Linked DNA regions of Homo sapiens: region 1 is linked to region 2. Evidence: chromatin loops called from intact Hi-C (ENCODE). Cell type or tissue: endothelial cell of umbilical vein. All regions are shown on one strand. Each heading gives the region's core, and the rest is flanking DNA. Links, peaks and the distances in the headings are about the cores only. Region 1 has its middle 54 kb from the start of HS3ST1. Region 2 overlaps LOC107986178 (a long non-coding RNA gene).

The links. A loop is a pair of places that touch in the nucleus more often than their neighbours do. Peaks named below come from ENCODE experiments on the same cell type or tissue, not always from the same donor. Only the 100,000 strongest peaks of a DNase experiment are listed, where the experiment ranks them.
Region 1: it touches region 2 in a loop (4-fold over the local background); 2 of 110 quality-filtered maps call a loop at or near these places.

The regions. Positions count from the first base shown.
Region 1 is chr4:11,481,633-11,484,561 of GRCh38, forward strand. No RefSeq gene overlaps it. Among named protein-coding and RNA genes, the nearest start is that of HS3ST1, 54 kb to the left of the region's middle. In endothelial cell of umbilical vein, for the core only: no CTCF peak of the experiment used is centred there; no DNase peak of the experiment used is centred there; H3K27ac peaks cover 334 bases.
Region 2 is chr4:11,547,265-11,550,193 of GRCh38, forward strand. All of the region lies in intron 1 of LOC107986178 (a long non-coding RNA gene), which reads left to right. Among named protein-coding and RNA genes, the nearest start is that of HS3ST1, 120 kb to the left of the region's middle. In endothelial cell of umbilical vein, for the core only: no CTCF peak of the experiment used is centred there; a DNase peak (open chromatin) is centred at 1,517; H3K27ac peaks cover 1,837 bases.

The sequences.
Region 1 (2,929 bases), core at 282-2,781, 66 kb before region 2:
CCACAGCCAGCCACACAAACACTACATAGTTGATTCCTGAGCCAAACTCAAAGTATTTGCAGATAACTCAAAAATGTTGCCTCATCAATGAAGCTCTCTCTGGTTCTCTAAGGAACGGTATTCTTGTACTACTCTAAAGCTGCATAGCATTTTATCCTAATTATCATTATTACTTTCTACCTTCCATGATAAATACGTGCCCCATTTCCCTATTCTTCAACATCAGCCCCTCCTCCTGCATTGGCGGACCGAGGGACTCAAGCCCTATTCCTGACCCATTGCAGGCTCCTTCTGCTACTCTGCAGCCACAGGTCTTTATCAATCTTCCCTCCTTTCTCACTCCTTAGGGCCTTTTTCACAAGTTGTTCTTTCTCTTGGAATGACTGCTTCTTCTCCAAGTTTCAGCATGAGATCTCTTCATTGAAAACCTTTCCTCTTCTACCTCCTACTAATTTCATCTAGATGTCTCTCCTCTGTGCTCCTACTCACACTATACTGATGGCATTTAAAGATTTTTGATGATGACCTGAAGTCAGAAATGCCTTTTACAGCATGACCTGGTACACAAACCTGCATATACAGAGCCTCCTATGCAATCAGAACACAGTTGTTTTATCAAACTCTTATATCTTTACTGCAGTATAACGCACCCTGATATATTCTGGCCTATTTTATTCCTTTAGAAAGTGCTGTCTGCAGCCCAGTAAATTGATTTAATGACCTGCCAGTGGGTCTCAACATACAGCATGAAAAACACCACCCTTCATGAGCCTTTGTTAATATACTGGGCTCGCAATGCTGACATCATTAGTATAGTTGTCTATTTCTCCACGCAGGCAGTAAATGCTGAGGGTAGAAATCGTATCTTATTCTTGTTTTTTCTTCTAGTTCAGCACAGGAAATGTCTAAGAAATGAATAAATGAATGCATGCAAGCTCTGAGGTCTTGACAATAACCTACTTCGAGTTTGAAAATGCAGCACCGGAATGTTTGCGTTCGACTTACCAGAAGCTTCTCCCTTGCCTCTTGGCTGTGAACCTCCACAGCGCCCTCCCACAGTATGTCAATGGTGTTGTTGGATCAGCATTCCCCCTATTCTGGAATGTTTTTCTCTTTCTGTTCATTTGTGTTGTTTGCATTGGAGGTACCCCGATCTTAACAGAGCTATTTCTCTGACTTTAGGTGATGACCCAGGGATGGGCACCCAACATAAGGTGAGCCAATTTCTAAACCTGTGACCAGAATGCATGCGAGTCAGTTTCTCTCCAGGCATGGGAAGACAAGTTTTCTGCCACATGGAGGAAGCCAGACCATAGAGTATGATGTAGAGACCACAGAACGAAGGAAAGGTAGAGATAGAGTAGGTATCCTGGCACCATTTCTAAACCCCTGGTTCCAGTTTTTTAATAGCCAGCAGACCCCTACATATTTCCTGTTGGGTGATTCAGCTGTCAAGTGACACAAGATGCTTCCAGTAAGTTCTTTATTCAGTGGAGTTATGGGTCTTAACAATACCACTGGCTTTTGTCAGTTTGATGTAGATTTCTGTCACTGGAGAAAACTAAGTCCAAAATCACACAATCCAAATGTGCCAGAGAAGCGTGTGGCTGGGTAGACAGTGACTTGTGGTTATGACTAAGTCTCTATTCTAGACACCATCATTTCCTCAACTCTATCAGGAAAGAGGCCTAGAATGTTTGCTTGGGAATGCAAATATTCGTTAAACCAAGAGACAGGTCATGGTTGTACCAGAAAAGGCAGAAGGGGCTTTTTGCTTTTCATTTATAAACTAGAATAGGTCGTAAAAATCATTTTACTGAATGAACTCTGGCTTTCTTGCCCTCATTTTTTTAATCCATAAAATCTACATAGTTCTAAGTTTTGTTGTGAAGATTAAATAATATAATAATGTGAAATACGTAGCATTTCACATTCTTGACATGGAGTAATAAATATAGCTCTTCTAATTATTCCTTTTCTTGTAAAAATCATGACATAGTCTTCTAATTTTTAAGTTATTTCTTGTTTCAAAAGTTAATGTCTTAGATAAAGCAGAGATTTCCTGTGCCGCCATCACTCTTGTTATTTAGCGTTCTATTATCATTTGCTGAATCACTAAATCTCCAGTGATTTGCATGTTTGGTTTGGTTAATAAATAGTAAAAATAATGCCACAACAAATTAAGATGGTTTTATTTTTAAAGCAGCCTAGAAAATGGCTGGTCAACAGCCCAACATGGGACTGGATGATAGGCATTTCTCTAGATAAAGCATCTACCACCACTGACCATTACTAACTCAACAAAATTGTCCCACTTTGCCACATAGATATTTAAACAGCTTGTCTTGTCAGGACCTGATGCTGAGCTGTCAGACAAAATTGAGTCTCTGAATTTTGCCATATTTTGTAGTGACCAGAATCTCACTATGAGAGACAGCAGGTTTAAGTGGCAGAATTAGACTTCTCTCTTCAATGTATTTTTCTGGAGAAGTTGAAATTCTACTTCTGAGGCTTGGGACAACCTCTGTAGCCTAAGCCGCTCAGTCTGAGGTTGCTTCAGGGATGGGAAAGTGATCTCAATTCTAGATAATCATAGAGCCCTGCCTGTGCTCTGGCCTCCAAAAAGGCCATGGGTGAAAAGTGGGGTGACAGGGGTAGTTCTTCTCCTTTCTCCATTGTCCACCGGGTCCCCACATATGAAAAATTGGTTCAGAGAATGGTATTCAGAATCAAGATGGAGAACCACAAAGGAAGTTAAATGTAAGCTAGACGCTGTTTTTCAATGGGCAGAGATGGGGCTCTCTGGGCTACATGACCTCGGGAAATGGGGATAATCAAAATTGCCTGTGAAGTTTTTGTCAAATTATCAAAACCCCTTTATAGGAGACTATCAGAGTAAATTTGGATCAGAAAAGCTCTGAGACTATTC
Region 2 (2,929 bases), core at 216-2,715:
TAGCACTGGTCATGCAGTATGGGTGGTAAGTTGGGAGAAGGGGCTGGACCAGCACTGATTATTCTCATGTCCTGGATATGACAGAGATGGCTGGAGCTCAGCACCTGTCTCTGTCCCTCTGCACTTCCCAGGGTACCCCGCAGTTAGATTACGGTCCCTGCAACAGGGTTCTAGCCAATGGGATGTGGCTGAAGTGGCTCATTCAATTTCTTGAGAGCCTTCTTAGTGCCAGATCTGTCCTCAGCCTTGGAAATTCAGCTGGAAACACAACCAATACAAATACCTGTCCTCAGAGAGCTTACATATTCTGGCGAGTGAGATAGACAATGAATTTACACTCATTGAATAAGCAAAATATAGTGAATCTGATAAAATATATGAACAAGTAAAATACATAAAATATATGCTTTTATATGTAATTTGTTTATAAGTAAAAATGTAAATGTTTCTATATAGTTTTATAAATTTATGTAAAATTATATAAGTATACAAATATGTATGTGTGTATATATAGTATGTATATAATATATAGTACAAAATATAAAGATGGTGATAAATGCCAAGCTGATAAATAAATTAGGTAAGGAGAATCAGAAGTACTGGGGGAATAATTTTGAAGAGGTGGCTATGGAACCCTAATAGAGAAAGTAAAATTTGAATAAAGAGACATAGAACTAGTCATGCAGACATCTGAGAAAAGAACATTGCATAGTTATCAGGAACTCCACTCAGCAGAGTGGAAGGCGGGGAATAGAACAGGGAAAAGTCTGGAGAGAGGATGTATGTCTGGATCATCTCTGGCCTTGAGGCCGCTGCAAGGTTGTTGGCTTGCAGTCTGGGGTAAATGGAGAAGCTAGCACATGAGGAGTGAGATGGGACATATTTCATGAGAATTACTCAGATGGGTGTTTTGAGAATACACTGAAAGGGATGTGGGAGCAGACCAGAAGCAGAAAGACAGTGTGGAGCCTCTTGCAGTGTTAAGAGAAGAGGCTGGCATGGACCAGGAGTTGGGAGTGGAGGTGGGAGATTCAGATACATTTTGAAGGAGCCAATAGAATTTGCTTGTGAGCAAGATGTCAGGAGTGAGAGCAAGAGAGGAGTCATAGGAGACTGCAGAGTTTTGTGCCTCTAAGGCAGCTGGAAGTTGCTTAGGCTGGAATGGAGTTGCCAGTCTGAGTTTGGAAAGGCTACAGTAGGAGGACTATGCGTGTGGAGTGGGTAATGGTGTCAAAACCTCAAATTTGAGATGCCCATGGGATATCAAAATTAAGATTAAACGTAGACACTGGATGTGTGCCTTGGATGCTGGGGGGAGAGGTTGAGATAAAAATGCACAGTTTGAAGCCATTGGTGTACACATAGTACTTGAACCCTTAAGTGGTGACAAGAAGGTGGGGTCACCCTTCTTATCTTTCTGCATCCAAGGTGGTTGAGTAACAGCTGCAATGGCAGAAAGGAAATGAGTCCACTTGAAGAACAGGAATTTCTGAACATGACAGGAAGGAGAATGGCCTCAGAGGCAGCCTGCTTCCTGAAAAAGTTTTCTGGACTTCCAAGCAGAACCCAGAGATATTAATAAACAGAAAGGGAAAACAAAATTATGGTAATTTTACTAATGTGAGAAAAATAACATAAATTATTTACTAAATAATTTGGTAACCACAGACTTTCTAAGCAGTGACTCAGAAGGTTCTTGCTGGAAGGTGCACCTTGAAACACCGATACTGGAGTGAATGACAGGCACAGAGGTTCTGATGACTCATCCACTTGTTTCACTTACATGTCCTCTGGAAGCTCTGGGGCCATTCTAATGGCAGTCTTAGTTCTAAGGCAATTTCAAGAGAACAAAAATAAAATTATTTTTTCATTGAAAGCTATATAATGTGTTACAGGTTAACACAGAAATCACATAATATCAAATGTGTGCATAGACCAGGAAGCAAATGTAAATGTTATAAGTAAATGAAAATGCATGAATGTATAGACAAGAATGGTGGAGTTCGTGGCAAATTAGGATACAGTAATTATTCAGTTGACTGCTCTCATGTGGGACCAGAAGTCAAATTTTCTTCAAATTTTCAAGAGCCTAGAAATGTGGGTTTTTATGTGGAAATGCCCAATATTTAAATGTTGGCAACCAGTTTACTTTAGTCAACATCTGTGTACATGAAACAAAGTATGTTTTCTGTCTAATGGTAGCTGATTGGACACAAATTTTCAACCACTGATGGAGGACTTTATTTACCTGTTCTTTTCACAAGCATTTGCTGAGAAGCTGCTGTTATTGGTGGATACAAGTGAAACAAAACTACATATGGCATGATTGATTCCCACCTAGTAGGGAATGTGAACAGCTCTACATATGGTGTCATGCTTTGTGTTTGTAAAGGATAGTTCTGAGGCAAAATGGGAAGAAACAAATACCTCTGCAATGACAAGACTCTAAATACCCCATGAGGAGAGTGACATTTGTAGTAAATCCAGCTTGGGGATGAAAGAGTGTGCAAGATGTTAGAAGTCTGCTGAACTTGTATTTGGTTTATTATAAAGTATACAAATGACTAAACTGTCCTAATCTACTGTTGTTGTGAGAGTGGACTGCTTATCTGCCATTTTTCATTATGATCTATGATCCATGGTAGTCACTAACTACAACTTCTTATTAACAGTTTTACTGAAATATAATTTGCATAGGATACAATTAACTTATTTAAAGTGTATTATTCAACATATTTTAGAATATGTACAGGGCTACACAACAATTACCACAATACAGACAGTCCTCAACTTAGGATTGTTCCACTGATCATTTTTCAACTTTATGATGGGTTTGTCAGGGTATTAAATGTGCTTTTGACTTATGATGGATTTATTGCAATGTAACTCGATCATAAGTCGAGGAACATCTGTATAAATTATAAGACAC